7 separate regions of the Mus musculus genome follow, and regions 1, 2, 3, 5, 6 and 7 are each linked to region 4. A link is a loop called in an ENCODE intact Hi-C map of the cell type or tissue named here. Cell type or tissue: heart. All regions are shown on one strand. Region 1 holds the start of Atp11b (ATPase, class VI, type 11B). Region 2 holds the start of Acad9 (acyl-Coenzyme A dehydrogenase family, member 9). Region 3 has its middle 5.3 kb from the start of Acad9. Region 4 holds the start of Mccc1 (methylcrotonoyl-Coenzyme A carboxylase 1 (alpha)). Region 5 holds the start of Zfp267 (zinc finger protein 267). Region 6 has its middle 6.4 kb from the start of Zfp267. Region 7 holds the start of Dcun1d1 (DCN1, defective in cullin neddylation 1, domain containing 1 (S. cerevisiae)).

Evidence for each region. A loop is a pair of places that touch in the nucleus more often than their neighbours do. Peaks named below come from ENCODE experiments on the same cell type or tissue, not always from the same donor. Only the 100,000 strongest peaks of a DNase experiment are listed, where the experiment ranks them.
Region 1: a loop joins it to region 4, with 3 times the contacts of the local background. A loop is called at or near these places in 4 of 42 quality-filtered maps.
Region 2: a loop joins it to region 4, with 3 times the contacts of the local background. A loop is called at or near these places in 16 of 42 quality-filtered maps.
Region 3: a loop joins it to region 4, with 2.6 times the contacts of the local background. A loop is called at or near these places in 17 of 42 quality-filtered maps.
Region 5: a loop joins it to region 4, with 2.9 times the contacts of the local background. A loop is called at or near these places in 6 of 42 quality-filtered maps.
Region 6: a loop joins it to region 4, with 2.5 times the contacts of the local background. A loop is called at or near these places in 5 of 42 quality-filtered maps.
Region 7: a loop joins it to region 4, with 4 times the contacts of the local background. A loop is called at or near these places in 11 of 42 quality-filtered maps.

The regions. Positions count from the first base shown.
Region 1 is chr3:35,752,397-35,756,396 of GRCm38, reverse strand. Atp11b (ATPase, class VI, type 11B) reads right to left here and starts at 2,334. Exons shown (of 30, transcript NM_029570.4): 1 at 1,987-2,334. The coding sequence starts at 2,013. In heart, a CTCF peak has its summit at 1,869; DNase peaks (open chromatin) are centred at 1,756 and 2,326; H3K4me3 peaks cover 2,217 bases; H3K27ac peaks cover 1,571 bases.
Region 2 is chr3:36,064,452-36,068,451 of GRCm38, reverse strand. It overlaps Acad9 (acyl-Coenzyme A dehydrogenase family, member 9), which reads right to left and starts at 2,473. Exons shown (of 18, transcript NM_172678.4): 1 at 2,182-2,473. The coding sequence starts at 2,343. In heart, no CTCF peak of the experiment used is centred here; a DNase peak (open chromatin) is centred at 2,411; H3K4me3 peaks cover 1,854 bases; H3K27ac peaks cover 1,279 bases.
Region 3 is chr3:36,058,697-36,062,696 of GRCm38, reverse strand. No RefSeq gene overlaps it. Among named protein-coding and RNA genes, the nearest start is that of Acad9, 5.3 kb to the left of the region's middle. In heart, a CTCF peak has its summit at 2,405 (motif pointing right); no DNase peak of the experiment used is centred here; H3K27me3 peaks cover 730 bases.
Region 4 is chr3:35,998,241-36,002,240 of GRCm38, reverse strand. Mccc1 (methylcrotonoyl-Coenzyme A carboxylase 1 (alpha)) reads left to right here and starts at 1,563. Exons shown (of 19, transcript NM_023644.4): 1 at 1,563-1,760. The coding sequence starts at 1,684. Mccc1os (methylcrotonoyl-Coenzyme A carboxylase 1 (alpha), opposite strand) reads right to left here and starts at 2,328. Exons shown (of 3, transcript NR_029456.1): 1 at 1,530-2,328. In heart, no CTCF peak of the experiment used is centred here; a DNase peak (open chromatin) is centred at 1,580; H3K4me3 peaks cover 1,573 bases; H3K27ac peaks cover 1,427 bases.
Region 5 is chr3:36,148,956-36,152,955 of GRCm38, reverse strand. It overlaps Zfp267 (zinc finger protein 267), which reads right to left and starts at 1,876. Exons shown (of 4, transcript NM_001101478.1): 1 at 1,761-1,876. The coding sequence starts at 1,763. In heart, a CTCF peak has its summit at 1,689; a DNase peak (open chromatin) is centred at 1,935; H3K4me3 peaks cover 1,727 bases; H3K27ac peaks cover 1,741 bases.
Region 6 is chr3:36,142,700-36,146,699 of GRCm38, reverse strand. No RefSeq gene overlaps it. Among named protein-coding and RNA genes, the nearest start is that of Zfp267, 6.4 kb to the left of the region's middle. In heart, no CTCF peak of the experiment used is centred here; no DNase peak of the experiment used is centred here.
Region 7 is chr3:35,930,799-35,934,798 of GRCm38, reverse strand. It overlaps Dcun1d1 (DCN1, defective in cullin neddylation 1, domain containing 1 (S. cerevisiae)), which reads left to right and starts at 1,833. Exons shown (of 7, transcript NM_001205361.1): 1 at 1,833-2,014. The coding sequence starts at 2,012. Gm15952 (a long non-coding RNA gene) reads right to left here and starts at 1,721. Exons shown (of 4, transcript XR_880768.3): 1 at 1,632-1,721. In heart, no CTCF peak of the experiment used is centred here; DNase peaks (open chromatin) are centred at 1,958, 2,408 and 2,698; H3K4me3 peaks cover 3,322 bases; H3K27ac peaks cover 2,422 bases.

The sequences.
Region 1 (4,000 bases), 250 kb after region 4:
TTATTGGTTGAAAGCCAGGATTCATATGAAATGTTCCAAAACATTTCCAAAACAACCTGTCCCTATGATTTATTGATTTACCCAAATTTTCCCTTTTATGAATTTTACAATTAACATAATGCTGGTGACTAAACCCAGTGAGCAAAATAATAATAAAATTTGCATTATTTGTATATAAAATTTGTATAATTTGAATAATCCAAGATAGAATTTTTTAACTGAATTCTTGGAGTAGCAACTAGAAAGGCTGTTTATTACTGAGCTAGTACAACATACTTCGTTCCTTTGTACACACTGTCCTTAATTTGTATTTAAGTGATTACACAAACTTAGTCAGCAATTCAAAGTCCTGCTTTGGCACAAGGGTTTTTGTTTTTGTTTTTTTAAAGATTTATTTATTTTTATTTAGATGAGTACACTGTAGCTGTCTTCAGACACACCAGAAGAGTGCATCAGACCCCATTACAGATGGTCTGTGAGCTACCATGTGATTGCTGGGAATTGAACTCAGGACCTCTGGAAGAGTCAGTGCTCTTAACTCACTGAGCCATCTCTCCAGCCCTGGCACAAGTTCTTAAAGACTTGATTATCTTAAAAGTAAAACCAGTGACAGACAACTAAATATCAGAGATAGTATTTTTTTTTTTTAAAATGGAAAGCAACTTGTTCAACTTGTTAGTCAGGGCCATGAGACAGCTGACTTAAAAATGACCACACAGCTTCTGGTTTATCCCTTTCAGCCGTAAACATAAAGCCATTTCTCACAACATTACCAGATTTCTATCTGGAAGATAGGAATGATCACATAGAAAGATTTTATTCAAGCTAACAAAAAAGTACCTCACACTGAGAGACTGTCTTAACATACTGGGAAAGGCTTGAAAAAACAGCCTTAAAAACTATTTTCTCACCCAAAACATCAGATAAAAAGGTGTTAAATCTTTTGTTTACTTGACGCCTGAGAAGTCAAAAGCAGATCAGATTTGTAATAATTAACTTCCTTACTGTACTGGCTTGCCACAAGAAAGCAAGTGTGGATTAAATGACATCATTAGCTTGGATTCCCAATAAAGCTGGAATACTTCAATTTGCAACAGTTAGCTAAAAATAAAGACCTACCATTTGTATGAGGGAGTGGCAGGCGGTTCTAGTTTTATTTATAAGATTTCTTTATTTAAGAATGATGCTTACTGTAAAATAAACAGGAGACTGACTGAAATACATACTTTTTAGTTTTCACCTGAAAAACTGTTCTACCACAAGAAAAAAGAATGAAGATTTTGGTCTCAAAACAGGACATTTCTGTTTCTCTAAGATTTATCACTGCCTTGAAACCTCGTAGAAAAAAAATACTGCAATTGGTACAATTTCAAAATTAAACAGCATATAGATTAGCATTCCTAGAACTGAAGTGATGTCTGCCTTAACTGTCATTGTCGCCTTGGCGTTGTTATTTTCTGGGCTGCAAGTGCCAAGGGACATGAGAGATTTTCGTCTGTGAATGATTTCTGAGAAAGGTGACGCTTTTTAGACACTTAAGTCACTCTAGGGTTTTCTTTTTCTTTTTCCAGGTAATACAGTAATGTTCAAAAGTTAAACCACTGGCTCCTAACCCGTGCGTTCTAACCGCCTTGAGGGGTGGGTGACACACAAGAGATGCACAGAGAAGTTGCACCGGTCTGCGGTGAAGACCTTTCCGGCGCGCCTTCCTCCTAGGCCCAGGGCGAGCTTCCGCCGGGAGGCCGAGGAGGACCCAGACCTCCTCCGGAGCCCGCACGAGCCTAGTTCGGAGTCCGGGGGAGCCGCCTGACCCGCGCCCCGCGCCGCTACCTCCGCCACCTCGGGGCCCGCGCGGCTCGCGACCCTCAGCGGCCGCAAGCTGCAGTGCATCCCCGCGCTGTGCGGAGCCCGGGCCGAGAGAGAGCCGCGCGCCCCCGCCGCGGCCTAGCCCTCGCCGCCCCGCCGCGCCACCCAGCCCTCACTTACCAGCTGCTGCCGGACCCAGCGCCACATGCCCCCGCCGTCGCCGACGCCGTCGTGGCCCGCCGGACGCGGGACCGAGCGGCAGCAGGTGGAAGAGGACTCCGAGTGTGACCGGAGCAGGCGAGCCCCTCGGGCTTAAGTTCTGCTCTCTGCTGTCCCCGCTTTTCTACCCGAGTCGGGTCCCCATCCCGCCACCCCGGCCCGGAGGTCCTACAGGCGCGGCCTGGCTGCCAACCGCGCCCGGCGCAGCACTACTCCCCGCTGAGCCGCCGCCACCTTCATCTCTGACCGTTGTCACCCGAAGCACCGCCGCCCCCACGGCGCCGCCCCGCCCTCGCCCGCCATGGGCCCGCCCCCACGGCGCCGCCCCGCCCTCGCCCTCCATGGTCCCGCCCCCAAGCCCTGTGCCCCTCCCTCACCTGCTCTGGACCCGCCCGCTTCTTTACCTCTCGGAGGCCCACCCTTCCGTGTTTCCGCGCGGGTTTGCCCGCCCCTTTCCGGGGCGGTTTGTCGCGAAAACGTGAGCGCTGTCAGGCTCGCCGGCTCTGTGGGCCTTTTTCGAGTTTTTGTATCTTGGCCGGCTAGGCTGTAGCAACTCCTCGAAGAGGAGTTGGCTCTGCCCTGTCACAGATCTTCCCCCTCCCCCACCAACCCCCCCCCCCATCCACCCCAACATTCGGATCCACACCAGCAAATGTATGTGACCAAAAGGTCTGTGCCCAGACCATTAAATTATCAAAGACTTACATTTGGAGAGGGAGATGATTATGATCAAACTAAATTGTACAAAATTCTTATAGACTTGGTAAAAAAAATTTTTTTAATTGTCAAAGGCATTTAATTGCTTCACACATAACTCAGCGAGTAACCAAAGTGGACTAATATTGGGGAAAGTTTGAGATTTCTCTGTGAGAGTCCAGCCTGCACCTCAATTTCTGGAGCTATTGCTGAGTTCCTATCCTGATGAATTAAGCTGGAAAGGCTAAGGGGAGAGACTTTCCTCGGAAAGCTAATTGCTAAGCATGCAATGAAAACTACCTCCAAAGTAGCGTGACCTCTCTAACAAGGGTGTGGATAACTTTTAAGAAGGCCCATACAAGCAACTGGAACAAGTTTATACTGTCTAAAAGCAGCCACCTGTTCGTCTTCGTCGTACTCTCTTTTTCCTGAATTAAAACACGTCACCATCAGACATTTGTAATTTGAAAAGTAACATTCTGCAAAAACCTAAATCTAAGCTACGGTGATTAGACAAATCTGTCTTTTGGTTTCAGTAGTCATGTCTTAGTTAATCCAGCATTGCAATTAGAGTCTTTCAGTTATCTATGGCCTATAAAATCTGCAATGGAGCCCTTTAATCCCTTTTTAATCCCTGCACTCGGGAGACACAGGCAGGCAGATTTCTGAGTTCGAGACCGGCCTGGTCTACAAAGTGAGTTCCAGGACAGCCAGGGCTATACAGTGAAACCCTGTCTCGGGGGGGGGGGGGGGGGACCTGCAATAATTTTTTTTTAATATTATAAATTACCCAAATTTAGGACAGATATTTAAAAAGAAAAAGGAACCTTCGTTTTGCTCTTATGCCCGACCCTTACTCTGTGACACCAGCATAAAGTTACTGGAATGCTTTTAGAGAAAACAAAATGTTACTTCCGTTCTAAGGCAGTGTCCCAGAACCCACTGCGTCAAGCTCTACCCGATACTCTAATTGGGTCTCTGAAGTACGTATTATCCCGATTGTGCAGATGGAGAAGCTCAAGTTAAATAATTCGGCAAAACTGTGATTTGGATTATGGATAATCGGACAGTAGAACCTGTGTTCTTAAGCTATATTCCTAAACAAACTTACTTCTCACATCTCGTTTCTCAGTGACTTGGTTACAAAGTAGGCCTGGAAATGTTTTATTTATATGCCACCAAAATTTGTCAAGAAAACCTGTAAAACAGCAACCTAGAGGATGCATTACATATCATTGAACTGGCTTCCAAATTTCTAAAGGTGGAAGTGGACAGGGGG
Region 2 (4,000 bases), 66 kb before region 4:
AAACAGGCAACCTGGCAAATAACTGGTATTCAGACATACTTAAAAGGGTAAAGACTTCAGGAGTCCAGGCACAATGAGGCACACCTTTAATCCCAGCACTTGGAAGGCAGAGGCCAGTGGACTCCTGTGAGTTCAAGCCAGCCTGGTCTACATAGCACGCTCCATGCCAGCCAAGACTACACATCACGACCCAGTCTCAAAAACAACAACTCAAATACAATCTTCCAAAACAGAACAAAACCCAAAAACCTAAAACAAAAAATATCAGGGGGGGGGGGTGGATACTGGAGGCTAGAAGGAAAATATCCTCTAGTTAAAAGTGACAAAAACTGAATGAGGCGCCGTGTGGGTGAGGAGTGAAATAACAATTAGCATCTTTTAAGCTGATAAAGCAAAAGAACCTGTTATTCAGGTAATCCTACTGCAGAAGCCAATTATATAAGCCAGGGGCTGTAACTAAGTCTGCCAGTGCCACACAAGCCTCACCCATTCATCCTCCCACTTGCCCCTGGGACAGACTCGGGTCCAAGTAAGTGTATATGTCAGCCACTGGCATGGATAACTCGGCTACTCTCTACCCTCAGACGCTTAAGTACCACTGCCATTGTCCTAGTCAAGGCCCAGAAATGCTCCGAGAGCTGGTGTTTGCTCAATCCAGGAAGTAGCAGTGAAGTTAGAAGTGGTCAGATATGAATGTAACTTGAAGATAAACAAAGATTTACTTACTATAGGATTCAATGAGAACAAGACGAATCAAAGGTGTCACTGGAGAATGTATTGAAAAAGTTGAATCACAGAGTAGCCATTATCTATTGTAAACGGGCTGTTGGGAGAAGCAGAACTGGGTGGGATCCAGGAGAGGTTATCATATATGCTTATTAAAGATGCTTATTAGACATCTAAGAGGAGATATAGAGCAGAAAGGTAGACTAAGTCTGGAGTTAGGGGAAGAACTCAAGTTGAAAAAATAAATCTGAGTCGTAAGAATAGAGTTGTCATTTAAAGCTAGGGCACTGAATTAGGTCATCAAGGGGCTGACCATAATAAAAAGAGAGGCCCACAGGCTTAAACTTTAGAAAAATTCAGCATTGCTAGGTGTGGCATACAATTTCAATCTAGCTCTCATGAAGGAAGGCAGAGGCAGAAAGTCTCAGTGAGACTGTCTCAAAAGCAAGCAATCAATACACCTGCCACCTCCACATTAAAAAGAAGAAGAACAAAACAACACAAACAACAACGACACTGCCTCTGACTTCAACTGGGCTACCAGAGACACTGGCCAAGGTCTACAGGTTGAGAAACCAAGGAACTAACAAAAGAGATACAAAGAAAAGAATTTTTTTTTCAGAAACCTGAGGCCTAACATGCATTCAGAACAAACATTAAGTACATATCTGCATTAGTTACTAATGGTGGGTGGGGTAGGAATGGGAATGAGAAGTGAGCAATGTGGAGAAAACCACTGGCCACTGGGCCAAAGCCTGAGGGCACAGGTCCAAGATGCAGAATTATCCTTGAATAGTGAGAAAGCTGAGTTCTAATCACCAGGCCAGCCTTTGCTAGGGGTATACAGCTCACAACAGTATAGAAAGTAGATACCATCTGGAGGAGAGCTGACCACTGGGACTCTCACTAAATACAGAAATGGAAAACTGGCAGCAAAGCTCACGGGTGATGAAGGGTAGATTTAAAGACTGAAGGGGATACATGATGGCTGCGCTCTTCCTCCTGCCTTGGAAAAGCACAAGAATCCAAGTCCCTCGGCACCCTCTGCGCCAGAATGTGGGCAAAAGGGTCCCCACACTTCAAAGTTCTAGCTTTGAACGTTGCACCAGGGCAGCCACTCAGCCCAAGTGTTGACTTCTACTTTAATAAAGTCAGACAATACGAGACAAACTTCCAAGACAAGAAATAGCTGGATGGGCAACTCTGAGGACCGAGGCAAGAGGACCACGTATTCAAGGCATGCCTAGCTACAGAGCGAGTCCAAAGACAGCCTGGGCTACTACTGAATGAGACCCTGCCCCAAAACAAAAACCACTGTGACACGACTTAAGCCACATCGCCGAGCCCAGCCTCTCGGATGTTTGGCTTCTACGGGCTCGGATAACGTTCCATGCAACTCTGGCCAGAATGAAAGGTGGGAGCAGAGGACACGGGCAGTCCGGCCTCGCCTCCTACCTGCTCGATGTTGCCCAGGAAGAGCTCCTTGGCGAACGAGCAGCTCTGCAGGCTGGTGTGCAGCGGGCGGCGCCTCGCCGTGAATTCCCTCAGCACCCGGGAAGCTCGCGCCGCAGCCGCCGCCGCAGTCGCCCCACGCGAGAGCAGCACACAGCCAGACATGCTGCTCCTGACTTCAGACTTCAAGTCGCTGGAAGCCCCGCCGCTCCTCCCAATGACGCCAATCACCCGCGTCCGGGCATCCAAAGTCTCACCCTGCACCGCTGCAACCGGAAGCTAGCTCGCACTTCCTGATGACGCAAGGGCTGCGCCGCCTTGAGCGAGGCTATTGGACAGGTCGTTCCAGAATATGTTTAATAAATGTCTCCTACGCCAAGCATTGCTGTATGTAATGTCTGAGTATGTAATTTAGAAATTGTAGTTTTTTAAAATTCATCCGAACAGGCTAGGAAGTAAGTGTGTGTGTGTGTGTGTGTGTGTGTGTGTGTGTGTGTGTGTGTGTGTGTTCTTTCTTGTTATACTTTTGCCAGTAAGAAAACGAAAATACTCAAAAGTCAAGCTGCAAAACTACCACCCAGGCTCCCAAACACAGCTCTTGTGCCTGTGTGCTATTCTCAGCACATCCTCTAAAGAGCAGATTAGATTTCATCAAATAAACCTAGAAGTACAACTTTTGTTATTCTCATCTCACTTAATGTAGGACTTAGAATATTGCTAAATGGGTATAACAAAATGACAAGGGACCTATTTTACTAACCCACTTCTGCCTAATTCTCTTAAATATGTGAGTGGCGTGGTATCATTTTGTATGGGAGACTGCATGAAGCACTAAGAGCATGCTGTTTCCTCCTTTCTTGAATCTACCACTCCCTGTGTTGTGCACCCCCCTAGTCTGGCCCCTATTGGCCACAGTCTTCAGACACTTGCTTTCTTCACCACTCCCAGGGCAAGGCATTTCCCTTGGCTCGGTGACCTACCCTATGAAACTATAAACACCATGTTTGTTTGTTTGTTTCTTTTTATGATTTATTTATTTTATGTATGTGAGTATACCATTGCTGTCTACAGACACACCAGAAGAGGGCAATGAATCCCATTACAGATGGTTGTGAGCCACCATGTGGTTGCTGAGAATTGAACTCAAGGCCTCTGGAAGAGCAGTCAATGCTCTTAACCGCTGAGCCATCTTTCCAGCCCTTGTTTGTTTTTTTTAAAATGAATCTTATGTTGAGGAAGTAAGCCAAGGCAGGGCCTGGTCCAACTGGTCCAGCTCTCACATCAGGGTTTATTCATATGTCTGTTGTCTTTATTTCTAGGCAGGTTGTCCTGAGGGAACCAGTGTGGCATCAACTGTTACAAGATGACTCCTTCAGAAAATACATGCAGTTTTAACACCAATAGAAAGCATTTATGCCCCACTGGGGACTGCATAAGGAACTTCCCAAACTATGTAGCCCAGAGCCTCACTATTCTTTTCCTTTTATGCACAAAAAGCAAGTAAGAACAGTTAGCGAGAAGTGAAACTACAGAAGCCAAAAAGCAAGGTTAATATGTTTAGGGACTTTCCCAGGTCCTGGCACTATAAACTAGGTCTTTGATGAATTAGGTCTTTGTTCCTATTTTGGCAGGTTAGGGTTTTGGCAGATTGTTGTTGCCTATGTACTGAGTTCTAAGGTCAAAATGGTGTCTCTAAGATGGCATCAGTTGAGTCAGTGTCTCACAGGCTATTGAGGCCACCTTTTAGTCATGGGAGCCAAGGAACTACTTGCCCTAACTTAGTCTGAATCTTAGTAGACTGCCTCTTAAAAAATATCTATCT
Region 3 (4,000 bases), 60 kb before region 4:
GAGCCACCTCTCCAGTTCCTTCAGTGACTTTAAAGCATGATTTATTCTTTAGTACTTGTGCAACTGAACTTCTGGGTGTTCAATAGCCATACTTTGACTCCTGTATCAATGTGGTCAGAGGGACAGAAAAAGAGGGCAGTCAAACATGTTTACTTCCGTGATCATCCAGCTCCCATGGGACTATGCGTTGGTTGGTTTGTTTGTTTTATCAAAATGTCTTATATGTCTGGTAAGTCACCTGTCCTATTGTTCAGAGAGCCAAGGAGACCCCATTCTGTGGTTTCTAACCAGTCTGTATTTGCAAAGAAAAGGGTCAGTACACAGATGAAGTCATGGTCAAGCTAGACCTCTGACTCATTCTCAACATATGAAATTACTGATATAAAAATGAAAAAGAATAAAAGATACAGGGACTCCTTCTAAATCCAAGTGCTAACCGACCGTAATGGGTCAGGGTTGGGGTAGGGTTCATTTTGGCAGTCTGCATTGTCATAAGTAATCCTAAATTAAAATGATTGACATACCACAAAACTAAAGTAGAATTTAAAGGAAACAGACAAAAATTCAGCCTTAAACATGATTTCCCATTAAATCCTGTGTATGAGCTGCTGACATACTTGATAAAATATCAGAGCCACTCCAGCTATAATTTTAAAAAAACCCACTCTATTTAGATAGTTTATCTGAATCTATCATTAACTATAGCCTCACTTCAACCCTGGTTTTCTTATAAGATTGTCTTTCTTTTATTATATTTCTTCACCAAATTCCCTTTTTAAATTATTTTTTATCGAGTTATTTTATTTTATTTTATTTTATTTTATTTTATTTTCTGTGCATGAGTGTTTTTGCCTGAATGTATGTCTATGCACCATGTACATACCTGATGCCCACTCAAGACAGAAGAGAGCATCAAATCCCCAAGAACTGGAGTTTTAAACAGTTGAGAGACACCATGTAGGTGCTGGGAATTGAACTTGAGTCCTCTGCAAGAGCAGCCAGACTTCCTAATTATTGAATGCTTCCTTCAGCACCTTTAAGCCACATTCTTAATATATCGTACTCAATATGATTCTAAAAAGAACACTTTCCAAGTGATTGTACCCATGAGGGATGATTCTCCTAAAATAAGCAAGGCCATGGCTTTCCTCACTCTCATCCTTTCTGTGGTCACTGAATGACACAAAAATATTACTCTTGCTTAAACCTTGCATTTTAATCTTGTAAGATTCATGTCTTCTTGGTGATCTAACGGTTTCAAACTCCCCAGTGACACAGGAATTCCAGCTAACTCCCATGACTGGAAATATGAAGCTTCATCTTCATTCAATAGATGAAATAGGAAATTCTGTGGACCTTCTTAAGCGGAGACTCTACCCACAATCAGTACAGAAGCAATTACAGATTATTGATCATCACTTTCTTAGTGGATTTCTGTTGCTGTGACAAAACACTGATAGAAATGTAACATGAGGGCAAAGGACTTATTTGTTATATGGCCCTAATCACTGTCTATCACCGAGTGAAGCCAAGGCAGGAACTTCAGCAGACCATGGTACCACCTTTCCCAGTGGGCTGGAAGGTCTGCACCCATCATTAATAAGGTTCCCCCACAGACTTGCCTACAGGCCAGTCTGATGGAGGGATTTTTCTCTACTGGAGTTACCTCTTCCAAAGTGATCCTGGGTTGTGTCAAGTTGGCAAACTAGCAAGAATTAATTGACTCCTTCTCAACTTAATACAAGCATATCATTATCAAGTATAACTTCTTTTAATTCCAAGATCTCATGTTAATATTACAATGCATCGGTTAACCTACTAACAATAACCACAGAGAAGGCACCAAAATGTGTCAGATGTATTTAACGAATATAAATTAAGTGACTTTCTAGTTTGGATTAGTTTGACAAAAAGTGAGACTAAATTTAAATTCTCCACTTCTCTCCCTGGGTCTGTCTGTGTTACTGTATTGTCTGCGGTCTGTCTGTTGTGTGTGCCTGATCAGATCTGTCTCTATTTCCTGTGTCTGTTTTGTGTTTCTGTATGTGTGTGAATCTACCTGCCCCTAAAAAGTGCTTTGTTCTGCATTTATTGAGCAACACATAAAACAGCCTGGGAAGAGAATGACGGATCCTTTACAGAAATCCTCAACAGAGTTTTTGGTTTTGTTTTTAGACAGTCTCGCAATGTAGCCCTGGCTGGCTTGTGGCTCACTGTGTAGACTAGGTTGGTGTCTGACACAGCAACCCATCTGCTTTCCTCTATTGCTGGAATCTTTCTATAATCAGTACTGAGATACTGACAAGAATGGAAGAGAAATGTCACTAGTGGACTGAAGCCAGGCTAGCTCCTGACAGGCTCCATTCCTGAGTCCAGTTTGCAGTTTCATTTGATACTCTAAAACCACACGGTGGCGCCAGCAAGCAAAGGAAGTGGGATTTTTCCGGGCAGAAGTATACCTGCCAGTTAGCTTTTTACTTTGTAAAGTTACAGTTGACAGGTGTAAGTTTTTGTGACCAGGCTCCTGAGGTCAATCGCTGGCTTTGGCTTTCCAGTTGCCTTGGCCCCTACCCAGAATAGGAGTTAGAGGGTTGAGGTTAGGTTCAGGTAGACTAAGTGAGGTCTGGGTTACTTTTAAAGGCTAGAGGGTTGCAGTTAGAATGCTAGAGGGATAAAGTTAGGTTAAAATTAGGGCTTGGTTTGCAGTTTGGATTAGACATGGGTTAGGGGGGTTTTAGAGTTAGGCTTAGGATAAGGTGTTTAGGGATAGGCTTAGGGTTTAGGACCTTGTTTAAGGTTTCTACTAACGGAAACATCAGTTCCTGTACGAATAATGGCTTCCATGAGGACCTAATTATTTAAAACTGTAATATAAAGTTTATCAACAGACATTGACTGAGTCCAGTACACATTCATGGAATCAAATGTTTGAGTCTAGCATTCATTCTCAACCTTAAGGATAATAACCAATTCTGCCATTCTGTTCAAGCTGGAATTTCGTGCAGGAGCATACGCTGCTACACAGAGCAGAGATGGGACTCGTCGTGCTTCTTGGGAGAAGCATGGATCTCTCTCATGATACCAGTGACAAAATTCATTTCACCATCTTTGTAGTTAAAGGGACTCAGATAGCTCCACCTGGCTCATTGATAAAACCCCACAGGAGAATTCGAGCCAGATGTGTACAGAATATTTCACTCAGATTCTCCACAGGAGCCCATGAAGAGCTTCTCTGAAACAAACCACATCCTGGGACACAAAGCCGATCTTTTAAAAATCCAGAAGATTTTAAATAATTTTCTTTCCTATCTCAGCATAATGCAATAAAACTTAAAGCCAACAGAAAACAAAGCTCTAGGGAGTGCACAAACTCATGAAGATTAAACTGTTCATTATTGAGTCAAGAGAAAAATAAATAAAGGAAATTTAAAATTCCTAAAACTAAATGAAAGTGAAAATATAACACAACATAACCACTGGTAAATATTAAAAGCAATCCTAGGAGGAAAATATACAGATCCAAGTGCCTCAATTAAAATATCAGAAAGAGGCTCTGAGCAGTCTGGTATCCCTGCTGGACCTCCATTGTCATCCTCCATCTGGCCACCTTCATCAGAGCTGTGGATTCTCAACCATACAGACCTGCCGCTCTGGAACCATATAAGGTAAGGATGCACATCAGAGGCCCTCCACACCAGGACAATTGAGGTTAACTCCTTCCCAATACTTACTCCAACACCAATATCCAAGGACCAAAGTCATCCAGATGGCTAAAGGCCCTAGAAAGAACACAATCAAGAAAAGCTAGGGCAAGATGAGACCTTCAGAGTTCAGCTACTCTACTACAGCAAGCCCTGGATATCCTAACATAAACAAAGCACAAGAAAATGACCTTAAATCCAATCTTATAAAGATGATAGAGACCTTCAAAGGGGAAATGAATAAATCCCTTAAAGAAATATGGGAAAATGCAACCAAACAGGTAGAGGCCTTTAAAGAG
Region 4 (4,000 bases):
ACACACACACACACATATATATATATATATATACACACACACACATATATACACACACACACACACACACACACACACACACACACACATATATATATATAATCAAGACCAGTGTGGTGGTGCACACATTCAGTCCTAGCCCTTGGGAGGCAGAGGCAGGCTCTCAAACTCTGTGAGTTAGAAGTCAGCCTGGTCTACATAGTGAGTTCCAGGACAGTCAGGGCTACATAGAGAGACCGTGTCTCAAAAAGAAAAAAAAAAAAAGTCATGTGAGATTTTTTTCCTCTTTATTTCTTGCTTATTTGGAGGCCATGTTCACTTTTTTGCTGTTTTAAATATATATCTTACATTCATTTTAAGTACAAGATGAAAACAATTTCTCCCCACGCCCAGAAAACAGTGTGTGGTTTTTTTTTTTTTTTTTTTTTTTTAATATGGAACTCTTCACACCTGAAACAGCGTAAAAGTAAACAACTAAATGAAAACCTGAGGAAATATTAACCTCTATAACTAGAGTTCTTATAACTCTGTAGGAAAAAAAGATATCCAGCCACACAAACAAAGCCAGTGGCAAGTACTCCCAGGGACGTTTTGAAACTATGTGATGACTCTACCGATAAAAGTCTAAACTTACTCAATATAAGATATCCTTCCTGAAGGAAGGAATTCATTTCTGGTGAACTCCAGAGGGATGGGTTCTCTTTTGCTGGCCAATGGGCCAGATAAGTAGGAACCTTCTCGAAAATACACAAGCAAGCCAATTTGTATCCAGACTTTCTAAAAGTTCGAATCTTTCAAGAAAACATCTTAGATTTTAAAGACAGGTGCAGGACTACTAGCCCAGACTGGTCTCGAACTTGGTCTGCAGGTTAGGATGGGCTTGAACTCCTGATGTTCCTGCTTCCACTTGTGTCCCCTTATTTCTAATTATTTTCTTAGTTCCTGGATTTATTTGTCCTTTGGTGTTAGTTTTCTGATTTCACTAATTTATTCCTCTTTACATTTGTTTTCCTTCTGCATTTATGTTTGTTTTTCATATCTTATTTATTTTGGTTTTTGAGGGACAGCCTCAACGTATTGCTCAGGCTGGCCTGGGACTCACTGTCTAGTCAATCCTGTCACTTACTACAATCCTTCTGCTTCAGCTTCTGGGATTGCAAATATGCGCCACTACGTCCCATTTAGTTTTTGCACTTATAACCCTTCGATTGGCTGTTTCACTTACTGTGTTTTTCTCCCCCATATGAGCTCTGCCTCAGCTGTATCAAATACCTACACATAGCTTTTACTGTGTCTTTGTTTCCTGCCACGCAGTTTCCACTGCCCCTTTTTCCTGATGTTTAGTGAGAAAGCTTGCATTTTGCTTGAGTGGTGGTTTGAGGGGCTGTGCATTTTCCTCTCATGCTCTGTGCTAAAAAAAAAAAAAAAGAAAAAAAAAAAAACCTGGCCCCGCCCCTCCAGATGGAGCCCAGCCCCTCACAGTTCACTCCCCACCCCCCAGGCACATGGTCCAATCAGCCAATCGGTACCTTGAAACACCCAGTTTTGTGATTGGCTCTTGCGGAGACGCCTACTTGCTCTTCGGAGCTACGGTGGCGGATCGGGGACAAGAAGCTTGCGCAGGGAGGGACGCTTTCAAGAATAAGCCAAGCAGCTTTTGGAATCCAGCAGAACAGCGCGGAGATGGCGGCGGCGGCGTTGTTGGCTGCGGTGGACAGGAACCAGTTGCGACGGGTCCCGATCCTGCTGCTGCAGCCGAGGTGACTCAGGGGTACTGCCGGTCCGTGCGCGGCCCGGATGCGAGGCGCTGGGTCACGTGAGAGCAGCCCTTTAAGTGCCTGTGTGTAGTTTTGGTAGGCGCTGTCCCACTTCAGTCTTTGGCTCTTCCTACAGACTCTGCCACCTTGGCTGGTTTCTGATCTGGGCACCCCGCACGGTGCTGCAACCGAAGATGGCATACGTAGCTAGAGGCTTGCACCAGGACCCCTTTCCCAAAGTCGCTTTCAGCTTAGCTCCCTCATTTTGAGTGCAGTTCAGAGAAGGATTTCTAGAGACCTTTCCCATTGCTGGGAAGAGTCAAATTAATGAGGGGTGAGTTTTGTCGAACGCTCTTGTTCACAAGTTTGAACAAAGCTGGCAGATGACTACCCCGGATCCTTTTGGAAACGAAGCTCCACGCTTTGACAACAGTGAAAACCCCAAGTCATGTAGATAGATTACTTCACCATAATCATCACCTCCTCGCATTCTGAAAAACGTACTGGCCCAAGGGCAAGAACTGCCTGCAGAAGGTTGGGTTCCCAGCTTACCTGTGACCTTGGTCGAGTTACCTAATATCCGTGCTTCAGTTTCTTCTGCTTGGAGGTGATGATACTTGTATCTAGCAGAGGTAATATAAAGACGATACTAACCCCCTCGTATGTCCAAATCAACACGTGGATAAAAATTTAAACACATCATGGTCCATTCAACAAACAGTGGTCGATGCCCTGGATTTTCGGTGAATACTAAAATGTAGGTCTTCACCCTATATTTTAAATAAGAAAGATGGTGAAAGTTGTATTAGTGCTGTTTTTCTTCCTGTGAATTTCCTTAGGTTCCCAAGAATACCACAGAGTCATTCTCCTCTCAAGGCTTAGTTATAGCTGTCATCCTGCTAATAGTTTTTAAAATTAAAACTCTTACCAGCATGAGAATTTTACCTTTTCTTTTTTCTTTCTTTTTACCAGCCATGATTCCTCTAATACCTCAGAGAAAAGAATTTGATTAGTCAGACTCTACCCATGAGAATAGCGGCTGTCTTAATTGGTGAATTATCTCCTGGCAGGCAATTTACTCGTCATGTTTAAATGTTTTGAGATGTAGCAAAAAGAGCTTTGAAAAATGGGATAGAGAAATCAGAACATTGTCAAGATAAAGGATTGCACTTAAGGAGTGTGTCTGACTGCCTGACTCAGTCTTCACTAGCTGAGAGGAAAAAAAAAAAAAAAAACATTTTAGGCTATCAGTGGTCCCAGGTTGGATACATGACAAAGCTGTGATTTCTTAGGCAGGACTGGAAAAGCCTTAAACCCTAACTTACCTGGAGAGGTCAGAGGGGAAAACAATGCTCCAAGCTGAAAAATTCCTTTAAAAGACCAGGAAAGTTAAGTTTTCCTCCTTGAAGAGCAAGAATGTGGGGTGGGCTGAATTGGAAAGATTTGTAAGAGCACCAGTCTCTGAAGAAGCCATCAAGCAGAGCTCTCCCGCCAAAGATGGATGTTTTCCCAGTTGGCTCCAGAGTGACAGCATCTGAGAAAGTGTGCCTCCCAGGATGCTAAGCCTCCGGTGTTCCTCACATGACCCTTGGGAGATACTAGTCCTGCTGGTTGCATAGTTGCATGTAAAGGGTATATGCATATTGTTGCAGTCATATAATATCTAATGTAGCCTGTGATCTTTATGCTTCATGAAGGAACTAAGCTCATAAGTCTCTATATAACCGTGGTCTTGTTTGGGAAAATTGTATACTTTAAAACCGGGCAGTATCTTCAAGATTGCCTCGTATGGAATGGGAGCTGTAGGTTAAGCACTTGGCTAGCATGTTTGTGGTCCTCTAAAACTCAAATTCATCTATTTGTAAAGCTTATTCCTTGCTGTATAAGTTTTCTCATTGGGAGGGTATTAATGAAAAAGAGATCGAGTAACCCCAATGTCAAGCGACCTGACAATGGGTAAGTGTATGTTGAAGAGTAACCAGAATAACTAGCCATAGCCTACTTTTTTTTTTCTTTTTCTTTTTCTTTTTTTTTTTTTTTTTTTTTTTTGTCTTTTGAAGCAGGATTTCTCTGTATAGCCCTGGCTGTCATAGAACTCACTCTGTAGACCAGGCTGGCCTCGAACTCAGAAATCTGCTTGCCTCTGCCTCCAGAGTGCTGGGATTAAAGGCGTGCGCCCCCACTGCCTGGCTTAAAGATTTATCTATTTTTGTTTATATTAGTACACTACAGCTGTCTTCGGA
Region 5 (4,000 bases), 150 kb before region 4:
TAAAAAAAAAGGCTTCTGGGTAGAGGTTGAGGCCCAATTACCTGCCAGCATGGTGTGGTTTCACATTTAAAAATTAGGCCTTTCTTTGCTAGCTTAGAGCTACCGGGGGTCTCCTGCTGAGAAAGGCCAACCCACAGCCAGGTTTACCTTGCAGACCGGCTTCATGCTGAGAAAGGAAAACTCACAAGACTTATTTCCAGGCTAAAAAGAAAAGGCCTTTTTACTAATCCCTTAAGAACTTTTTTTTCCCCAATGGCTGCTCTCAGGAACCGCCTCAGTGGGTTAAAGGCACTGGCTGCCACAACTGTCAACCTAAGTTTGGTCCCTGGGATTCCCTTTATGGACAGACGACCAGAATCCTCTCACCCCACAGGATCCCATGGCTGGCATGCACCTATCCAGCTCAGAAGATAAATAAACAAATGAAAAAGAGACAATAACAACAGAACAAGGAAGCAAGAAAGGCTAGTGAGTCTAAACAAGGGGACAAGCAGGCCCATGAGCCCTGTCACCTTCCGTCCCTACAAGGGATGCAGAGCAAGGCGGGAAAGCCCAGAACTGGTTTACAGAACACTTCTCCCATGACTACTTGGCAGTCTGGATTCATTCTTACAAACTTGCAGCAAGGATTTAATTAAGCAACCAGAAGGCCTCCTGCATGCTAAGTACAACTGGCAGAATATTGATCAAAAGGCTGAGATAGCTCAAGTGCGTTTCAGATGGGAGAACACCAAGACATCCAGCAGCGTCCCAATGCGGTCTAGCCTCACACCCCAGGCTGCTGGGACGATCAGCCCAGACACTGACATCATTGGATGCTCCTAGACACTGGAGACAAGGCAGCTGGTGTTGGCATCTCTGAAACCCGGGCAAGGAAAGGGCCAAGTAGAGTCAGATGAAGATAGACCCATCACTATGGAAAATCTCCAAAAGGCAAGTACAACCCCAAAGCATTCTGATTGGGGTTCCTGTGTCTAAGGATGACAAAATGAGAGGCATTGTGTGTGTGTGTTTTAATAAAAAATCAAGTGATTTTATGTTAAATATCCATAGGGTAAATCCTTTTTAAAATGTCGCCCAGTGTGTGGAGTGGGGAAAAAAACCAATCAAGCAAAATGTATGTCTATTTGAAATGCTGCGTGGGAAATGGGTGTTAATATTATTTTTTAAATGGGCATTTGGGAATGCGGTCAGGAGATGGAAATTTAGGAATCTTCCTCCAACCAGAGGAGAAGCGAGGACAGGGGAAGAGCAGTCATCTGGATAGGAGATTCTGCTTCGCGTTTATCTAGACTGCTCGGGAGGAGGGACAGGACACCTCACTGAACACTTTCCCTGCGGGAGCCCTACGCTTGCAGGTTATCGCCGCACAATCCGGGCTACTAGGCTGGAGCCTCTGAGGACTCCAGGGCAGCAGGGTCTGACCCTGGGCCTTCACTGCACCGGCTAGCTCGGGGGCGCGGCCGGGTACCGGGGATCTCCAGCTCAGGCTGCGCGGTGACGCATGGCCCACCAAGGGGGACCTCAAGCCGGCCGATCCCAAGGGCCGGCCGCAGGAAGGCGGGGCCGCCGTCGCCCCCCATGCAGTCGCCGGCTCCCCCTCGGCTCCCCGCAGCCCTCCAGCCTCGCCGCGCCACGCACACACTCACCAGCAGGCTTCAGCAGTGCTCACCGTCCTCCCACATCGAGCACTGGCCGCAGCCGATTCCCACCGGCTCTACACAGCCTCCCTCCAGTCTCAGGACACCATGCACACTCACCATTGTGGCTTGACTACGCGGAGTCCGCGTCCTCCCGGTGGATGGCCCGGCACCCTACAGACGCAGGGCAAACGGATGCCGCAGGGCTGAGCTACAGTCTACACCGGAAGAGACCCAGCCTGAGGAGGATTCCAAGATCCTGGACTTCAGAAACACAGCATGAAGGCCCGCCCCCTCTACCCTGTCTAAACGTCTGATTCGAAGTTCTCACCATCGTGCTGCTGATTGGATGACTTTCCGGTCCCGCCCCATCAGGCCCCAGCACTACCCTATGGGCTGAAATGACAAGTTTTTGGTACAGTTGTAGTAAAGCTGACCCTAGAGGAATCATTCCCATTTACTATTGTATATAAAGTCAGACCAATTTATGAATCATATATATGTATATTATTCGCAATAGAGAAGAGCTTTGGCACCATTTCCCCCTGAGCTCTGTCCTTGAATTTCAAATTTTAAAAGGGGAAAAAAATCTCCTGAATCAGCAATATTGAATATAGAAAGGGGGAGTAATACTCAAGTGTTACTGTACTGGCTAGTTTTGTGTCAACTTGACACAGTTGGGGTTACAATAGAGAAAGGAGCTTCAGTTGAGGAAATGCCTCCATGAGATCCAACTGTAAGGCATTTTCTCAATTAGTGATCAAGGGGGAAAGGCCCCTTGTAGGTGGGACCATCTCTGGGCTGGTAGTCTTGGGTTCTATAAGAAAGCAAGCTGAGCAAGCTAGCAAAGCATGCCAGTAAAGAACATCCCTCCATGGCCTCTGCATCAGCTCCTGCTCCCTGACCTGCTTGAGTTCCAGTCCTGACTTCCTTTGATGATGAACAGCAGTATGGAAGTGTAAGCCTAATAAACCCTTTCCTCCCCAACTTGCTTCTTGGTCATGATGTTTGTGCAGGAATAGAAACCCTGACTAAGACACTTACTTAATTTAAAATTTTCTACTGTTCATATTAAAGTTAAAACAGTGATTGTAATAAAACCCAGTATATCCAAACATATCATCATATGTGGAATTGGTTACACACACACACACACACACATATACATATATGTATACATACATACATACATACATATACACATATACATACATGCACACATATGTATACACACACATATATGTGTGTGTGTGTGTGTGTGTGTGTGTATATATATATATATATATATATATATATATATATATATATATATATATATATGTTACTATACTAAATCATCCAAATTCGGGTCTTCAGCAGGTTTCAGGTCACGTCTGTCACAGTCCTCTTCTGAGAGCTATAATTTTCCTGACCTCAAGAAAGTGAGGGGAACCTGAGAATCTCTCCCATTTATGTCAGAAGTGAAGCAACACAGTTTCCTGCCAATATTTCTTTTAGGTCCCAGTGAATGGGGGTAACCATGTCCTAAAACAGATCAGGGGACTTCAACCAGGAGTGTTCAAAGGTGGGCACATGAGGAGGGAAGCCTGTCTCTTGATCCCTCCATGGCCTTGCCCCCCTGTGATTTAAATAGATTATAAGAAAAATTACCACCACCACCACCACCCCTTTTTAGTTTGGCCTTGGACCTAATTGTCAGGCTGTAGATTCGGGTTTTCTTTTGTGAGACATGGTGCAAATTTAATTACCCAACCATATGCACACATGTCTACAAATTTTTCTGTATAATTCAACACCATCTAGCAATAGATCATCCAACTTTAATTAGTGGGGAAGTAAACTAATGCATATATAGCAGCTACTATTTGCCAGGTAACTTAGGATTAAAATATCATTAAGTCATGGTATCGTGCCTGTAAGTGTGCATTCATCTTCTATCTCTGAATAACAAACCACACTAAAACTTAGCGGATGGTGATAAGGCAGCTCCTCACTTGAGGTTCAGTTGAACTATTTCTGATCTGGTCAGCTGATGGGTGTCAAGGTGGTACAGCCCCGGATGGTGCAGCCCCGGAGAGTGAGCTGGCTCAACTTTACTCCTACTGCTCTCATAATGTCCCATCTTTTCAGCTTCCCGTGTAAACTTGTTCTCAGAGAGATGAGGAAGACTGGAAAGAAAAACAAAAAGACCTTTTCAGCCTAGGTATCAGACTAATAATTTCATAGACACAACGTTTTGTGAGCCACAGCAGGAAGAGACCAACTCAGTTGCAATGTACAGAAACAGAGACACCTGTTGATAGGAGCTACAGAAAAACCATGTTGCCTAAGTCTCGGGATACAGGAAGAATGAAGACATG
Region 6 (4,000 bases), 140 kb before region 4:
ATTTGGGGCCCTGAGCTCCATCCAATAGATGACTGTGAACATCCACTTCTGTATTTGCCAGGCACTGGCATTGCCTCACACGAGACAGGTATATCAGGGTCCTGTCAGCAAAATCTTGCTGGCATATGCAAACAGTGTCTGGGTTTGGTGGCTGTTTATGGGACGGATCCTTGGGTGGGGCAGTCTCTGGATGGTCCTTCCTTCTGTCTCAGCTCCAAACTTTGCCTCTGTAACTCCTTCCATGGGTATTTTGTTCCCCATTCTATGGAGAAATGAAGTATCCACACTTTGGTCTTCCTTCTTCTTGAGTTTCATGTGTCTTGAAAATTGTATCTTGGGTATTCTAAGCTTCTGGACTAGTATCCACTTATCAGTGAGCGTATATCATGTGAGTTCTTTTGTGATTGGGTTACCTCACTCAGGATGATATCCTCCAGATCCATTCAATTGCCTAAGAGTTTCATAAATTCATTGTTTTTAATAGCTGAGTAGTACTCCATTGTGTAAATGTACCACATTTTCTGTATCCATTCCTCTGAGGAATCATGAGGGACATCTGGGTTCTTTCCAGCTTCTGGCTACTATAAATAAGGCTGCTATGAACATAGTGGAGCATGTGTCCTTATTACAAGTTGGAACATCTGGATATATGCCCAGGAGAGGTATTGCTGGATCTTCCAGTAGTATTATGTCCAAGTCTCTGAAGAACCACCAGACTGATTTCCAGAGTGGTTGCACTAGCTTGCAATCCCACCAGCAATGGAGGACTGTTCCTCTTTCTCCACATCCTCACCAACATCTGCTGTCACCTGAATTTTTGATCTTAGCCATTCTGACTGGTGTGAAGTGGAATCACAGGGTTGTTTTGATTTGCATTTTCCTGATGATTAAGGATGTTGAACATTTTTTCAGGTGCTTCTCAACCATTCGGTATTCCTCAGTGGAGAATTCTTTGTTTAGCTCTGTATCTCATTTTATAATAGGTTTATTTGATTATCTGGAGTCCAACTTCTTGAGTTCTTTATATATATTGGATATTAGTCCTCTATCAGATTTGGGATTGGTAAAGATTTTTTCCCAATATGTTCGTGGCCTTTTTGTCTTATTGACAGTGTCTTTTCACTTACAGAAGCAATTTTATAAGGTCCCATTTGTTGATTCTCAATCTTACAGCACAAGCCATTGCTGTTCTGTTCAGGAATTTTTCCTGTGTGCCCATGTGCTCAAGACTTTTCCCCACTTTCTCCTCTATAAGTTTCAGTGTCTCTTGTTTTATGTGGAGTTCTCTGATCCACTTAGACTTGAGCTTTGTACAAGGATGTAGTCTCCCCTCCCCCAGCCTGAAACCTGCTTGCTCAGGGGTGGAGCTTCCTGCTCATTCGTTCTGCCACGCCCACTGCTGGAACCTGCGGAGCCACACACGAGCACCTTTCTACTGGACCAGAGATTATTCCGCGGGAATCGGGTCCCCTCCCCCTTCCTTCATAACTAGTGTCGCAACAATAGAATTTGAGCTTTGATCAGAATAACTGTCTTGGCTACATCTCTTTCTCTCGCCACCTAGCCCCTCTTCTCTTCCAGGTTTCCAAAATGCCTTTCCAGGCTAGAACCCAGGTTGTGGTCTGCTGGCCGGACACAACACAAGGAGATAAGATTGGGTTGATTTGCCTTCTTCTACGTGCTAACCTCCAGTTAAGCCAGCACCATTTGTTGAAAATGCTGTCTTTTTTCCCACTGGATGGTTTTAGCTCCTTTGTCAAAGATCAAATGACCATAGGTGTGTGGGTTCATTTCTGGGTCTTCAATTCTATTCCATTGATCTACCTGTCTGTGGCTGTACCAGTACAATGCAGTTTTTTTTTTCACAATTGCTCTGTAGTACAGCTTGAGGTCAGGCCTGGTAATTCCACCAGACATTCTTTATTGTTGAGAATAGTTTTTGCTATCCTAGGTTTTTTTGTTATTCCAGATGGATTTTCAAATTGCCCTTTCTAAGTCAGTGAAGAATTGAGTTGGAATTTTGATAGGGATTGCATTGAATCTGTAGATTGCTTTCGGCAGGATAGCCATTTTGACTATATTAATTCTGTCAATCCATGAGCACGGGAGATCTTTCCATCTTCTGAGATCTTCTTTGATTTCTTTCTTCAGAGACTTGAAGTTCTAATCATACAGATCTTTCACTTCCTTAGTTAGACTCACACCAAGGTATTTTATATTACCTTGTGACTAGTGAAGGGTGTTGTTTCCCTAATTTCTTTCTCAGCATGTTTATCCTTTGTGTAGAGAAAGGTCAATGATTTGTTTGAGTTAATTTTATATACAGCTACTGCACTGAAGCTGTTTATCAGGTTTAGGAGTTCTCTGGTGGAATTTTTAGGGTCACTTATATATACTATCATATCATCTGCAAATAGTGATATTTTGACTTCTTCTTTTCCAATTTGTATCCCCTTGATCTCCTTTTGTTGTCGAATTGCTCTGACTAGGGCTTCAAGTACTATATTGAATAGATAGGGAGAAAGTAGGCAGCCTTGTCTAGTCCCTGAATTTAGTGGGATTGCTTGAAGTTTCTCTCCATTTACTTTGATGTTGGCAACTGGTTTTGCTGTATATTGCTTTTACTATGTTTAGGTATGGGCCTTGAATTCCTGATCTTTCCAAGACTTTTATCATGAAGGGGTGTTGGGTTTTGTCAAGTGCTTTCTCAGCATCTAAAGAGATAATCATGTGGTTTTTGTCTTTGAGTTTGTTTATATAGTGGATTGTGTTGATAGATTTCTGCATATTAAAACCATCCCTGCATCCCTGGGATGAAGCCCACTTGATCATGATGGATGATTATTTTGTTCTTGAATTCAGTTTGTGAGAATTTTATTGAGTATTTTTGCATCAATATTCATAAGGGAAATTGGTCTGAAGTTCTCTTTCTTTGTTGGGTCTTTGTGTGGTTTAGGTATCAGAGTAATTGTGGCTTTATAGAATGAATTGGGTAGAGTACCTTCTGTTTCTAGTTTGTGAAATAGTTTAAGGGGAATTGGAGTTAGGTCTTCTTTGAAGGTCTGGTAGAACTCTGCACTAAACCCATCTGGTCCTGGGCTATTTTTGGTTCGGAGACTATTAACTACTGTTTCTAGTTCTTTAGGGGATATAGGACTGTTTAGATCATTAATCTGATCTGGATTTAACTTTGGTACCTGGTATCTGTCTAGAAAATTGTTCATTTCATCCAGGTTTCCCAGTTTTGTTGAGTATAGCCTTTTGTAGTAGGATCTGATGTTGCTTTGAATTTCCTCAGGTTCTGTTGTTATTTCTCCCTTTTCATTTCTGATTTTGTTAATTAGAATACTGCCCTTGTGCCCTCTAGTTAGTCTGGCTAAGGATTTATCTATCTTGTTGATTTTCTCAAAAAAACAGCTCCTGGTTTGGTTGATTCTTTGTACAGTTCTTTCTGTTTCTACTTGGTTAATTTCAGCCCCGAGTTTGATTTTGTCCTGACTTCTACTCCTCTTGGGTGAATTTGCTTCCTTTTGTTCTAGAGCTTTTAGGTGTGCTGTCAAGCTGGTAGTGTATGCTCTCTCTAGTTTCTTTTTGGCGGCACTCAGAGGTATGAGTTTTCCTCCTAGGACTGCTTTCATTGTGTCCCATAAGTTTGGGTATGTTGTGGCTTCATTTTCATTAAACTCTAAAAAAGTCTTTAATCTCTTTATTTCTTCCTTGACCAAGTTATCATTGAGTAAAGTGTTGTTCAGCTTCCACGTGAATGTTGGCTTTCTATTATTTGTGTTGTTATTGAAGATCAGCCTTGGTCCATGGTGATCTGATATGATGCATGGGATAATTTCAATATTTCTGTATCTGTTGAGGCCTGTTTTGTGACCGATTATATGGTCAATTTTGGAGAAGGTACTATGAGGTGCTGAGAAGAAGGTATATCTTTTTGCTTTAGGGTAAATGTTCTCTAGATATCTGTTAAATCCACTTGTTTCATAACTTCTGT
Region 7 (4,000 bases), 67 kb after region 4:
CATGTTACTTACCCACTCTGTATGTCAGTGCTCCCTACAAAATAGGTGTAGCTGCAACCTGAAGTTTGCTTGAGTGTTAGAGGCTTAGTACAACACATGGCGGATCCTCACTCTTGTGACCTAGTGTGTCAGGGACAAAATAAGACCAAACCAGGAAGCTTGGTACCGAAACAGGAGCTGCATTGAGTGGGGGTCATGACAAAGGGAGTGGAAAGATGAGGGAGAGACCTGCCTATGACTCCAGACAGGCTCACGTTAGGAAAGTTCTCGGAGACTTTGAGGAAGAGCCTCCAGTCTGCATTGCAGACAGACACCTCTGGTGTAGAAGGAAAAGTACAGAGAAGATGGGGTGGGAGACATACTTGCCTGCAATCCCAGGCCGCACTGTTGGCTGTTAGCCTGGGCAACATAAAGAAACTCCATCTCAAAAGGGGATGGAGAAAGGAGGGTCCCAATGAGAGATGAACCCTATTAAAGGGCAGGGGAAGAATTCGGGTTTACTCAGATGATGAACTCGGCGAGCTTAGACTAAGGGAGATGGGCAGTTCTGATATTTAGCTTATGTGATGAAAAAGCAGGGGAATGCAGGTTTAGGGATAAGATTTTGGCTTTGTAGAGCTTTGGGGGGGTCTGTGGGATGAGCAGAATTTGTGCTTAGGGCATGCCGCTGCCGAGCTTTAGATAAGATTTTGGACTCACTGGGATATGGGCAGGGTCTAGGAAAAAGGAATATATGAAGAGATTCAGGGATGGTTCTGGAAAGCCCACCACTGAAAAGCCAGAGTTAGCTAGCAAAGAAGAATGGTAAGTGAAGGGGAGACTATAAATAAATCAAGTCATGAAAAATTATGGGAATTCTAGGAGGACGTGTTCAAATTCAGGAGAGAAAGAGGTCAAGTGGAACTAAGAATCACCCCTTGGAGTTGGCACTTAGGAAAAAAAGAGCTTTAAGAAAACCTACAAGCTATTGTTGCAATAGTCTAATGAAGTGTAGCAAGAGACTGAGTCCTCTTCGTTAATATTTTAAGTTGCTAGGCTGAGTTCCTAGAGAATAACCACAAGTGTGATCTAGTTTCACCCTTGCTACTTGGTATTTTCTTAGGGCCTGGCGAGAAGATGCCACATCAGCGCACACACACGCACACGCGCGCGCGCGTACACACACACACTCGCATTGATGGTGTAAAGAATGAATGGGTGACAACAGGTCTGCAGTGCCAAAGATCTGCCTCTGCAGGGCTCTGGGAGCCCCCACCACGTGGCTAGTTCTAAGCAGTAGCAGGAAGCTCCGAGGAGGAGTGACAACAGTTGTTTTAACAGAAACTTTAAGATTGTTAGCTTCTAGGGGTGATCTGGTGGTATTTGCCGGTGGTAAAGGGAGACCCACGTTTGGTGATGAAGATGCGGATGACATATATAAACCTGGGCAATCTTGGACAGCTTTTTCTATGTGCCGTACCTTTGTTTTATTTCCTCTCTCTGCAGGGAGTACTGTATTTCCTTCTCCTTGCAGCACACACTTGTCTTCTGGCCCACAGCTCAGCAGGCAGGCTAGGTCAAGCTTGGCCCGTCCACCAGGCATGACAGTGGCTCTAGGCGCAATAGTCTCCCGGATTCTTCCAAAAACTTACCTGGGAACTCTGACGTGGAGCTATTAGGAGCGCACGGAGGACAGGACGCGGCCGTGACGAGGGCGCCCTGAGTGGGGGCGCAGGCAGGGCCCCGGCGCTTCGTCCTCACTGTGCCCGCGGCCGCCCGCCGCGCGGGTCTCAGCGTGTGTCCGCAGCCCGGGCTGCCGGGTCGCCCGGCCGCTCGTGCCACGGATGCCGGCAGGCCAGGCCGCCCACCCCGGGGCCCGCGCCCTCCGCCTCCCGCGGCCCGGCCGCTCCGCGGGCCGCCGCACTGCGCATGAGCGGGAGCCCGGCGAGCCCGTGAGAGGCGCCGCCGCCGCCGCCGCCGTCCATTCGCTGCGGAGCCGGAGGAGGAGGGGAGAGGTCCGGAGGACACCAACATGGTGAGGAACCGCGGCGCCGTGCCGCCCGGCCCGGGCCCCCGGCCCCGCCGCGCTCCGCTACCGCTGCTCAGCCGGCGCCCAGCTCGGCCCGTCCCTCCCCGGCGCCGCCGCTACGCGAGGGCCCGGCAGCGGAGCGCGGCGGGGCCTAGTCGCCGGAGCGGGGCCGGGCGCGGAGGCGTTGGGGGACGGCCCGCGCCCCATTGTGCGGCCAGGCGGCGCCTGGGCAGCGGGCCTGGCGCTGCCTGGTCCCGGCCGGGCCCCTCGGTGCTGGCGGCCCTGGCGAGCCGGCGTCGGCCTTGCTGGTCCGCGCTGGCGCCAGGCGCCAGGCGCCCGGGAGTTGGGGCGGCTCGGCTGAGGCTCGGTCCCTGCGAGGGGACTGGGAGGCTCCGGGCTGCGGACGGAAGTGCAGCCGGGGGACCCGAGACCTGCTGCCTTCCGAGCGCCTGCTCTATGTGCTTGGGGTGGGAGGAGTAATTGCTTTATTATAGCAGTTAGGGACCATTTGTGATTCTTAAGAAACAGTTTGTCAAGTTGCTCCTCTCCTGGTTTTTGTTTGGGTGAGAAAAAGTCACGGAAGCTGGAAGACGCTGTGGTGAGCTGAGTCCTTTGTCATTAAGTACCTGGCGCTGCTGGTCACTGCTTTTCAGTTTGGAAGTATACAGTCACACCTTGTTGAAGTTCCCGGCTGGCTGCTGGGAGAAGAGTAAAAGTGATGAGGTCCTTCGCTCCGGAGAGCTGAAAGGCTTCTTTGGGGAGGGTGTATGCCCAGTCTTGAGTCGTGGGGGGTTGATTTTCGCTCAGTGACACTTATATGGCCCCAGCCTTGGTGTCATGTGTTGATTATGTGTTTAGGTCCCAACAGAGTCAAGATTTCTCTTCTGTGCTTACGTTCGTAAAACTTTATATTTGTAAGGAAGTTCCGGTTAGTGTTTGGATTGAGAGTACAGTAAAAGTTCAGAGACCCAAGAGAGAGTTTGCAGGTTCTCCTTTAATTATTTGAACAGGCCTTGGATATTACTCCTGAACCCCCAAGAGTTTCCACTCTCTTACTGGGGTGCTTTCAGCAGGCTAAAATAATAGAGTGCGCGTCTCTGATGGACATTCATCACGAGTATGTATGCAGTTTCCCACAGTCCACATCAGACACCTGCCCTCGAACCCAGTGCCTGCCAGTGCTCATTAGGAATATAGGATTCATGCCGTTTCAGTGAGAGCTAGGGTTAGGACTTGTAGCCTTCTGTTCCTTTGGTTAATATTAAATCAGCTCATTTTGGAGCTTAGCCATACGTCATGCAATCGTACTGGTTGTGGTTCCTGGTTGTTAAGATGTCCTTAACTTAAGGCACTTTCTATGCCTTTACTCATTTTCTGTCACATGTACAGTCTAGGTATGATCTTGTTAGTTTAGAAAGTCAATATGGGTCCATAAGAATCTTATAGTAAAAATATTTCATTATAAATTTATAGTTGTTTTCCTAGACGTTATAAAATGGTTTGGTAAGACTGTTAGGAGTTTTGTTTTTGGTATGTGTACCACAACTAATTTCTACAACACAAATTATTGTCCGTTTTAGGAAAGACATAATAATAGATTATCTCACTTATTTTTATAAGGGGGAGGGAAAAAAACCCCACAAGCTACCTACCTCTCATACTCACACAGAGACCAAAAATAGCCCAGGGCTGGGATCAAACCTAGGCAGGGTTTCATGCTTGATAGGCAAGTGTATTTTAAGAAGTATTCAAAACATCTGAGTTTTTCCCCCTTATTTATTAGATGTCAGGACAGGGTTTGTTAACTTCTAAAGTTCTACCATGTTTAATAATTTTATGATTCCAATGATTTTTTTAAATGTGTAAGATATATGCAGATGCTGTAATTTATTAGATTTTTATAAATTACATAAGCCTTTAGACCTACAGTGTCTTAGATCACTTGATATGTTTCCTCCCCCTTTACAGAAGTAGACATTGAGGCTCCAGAAG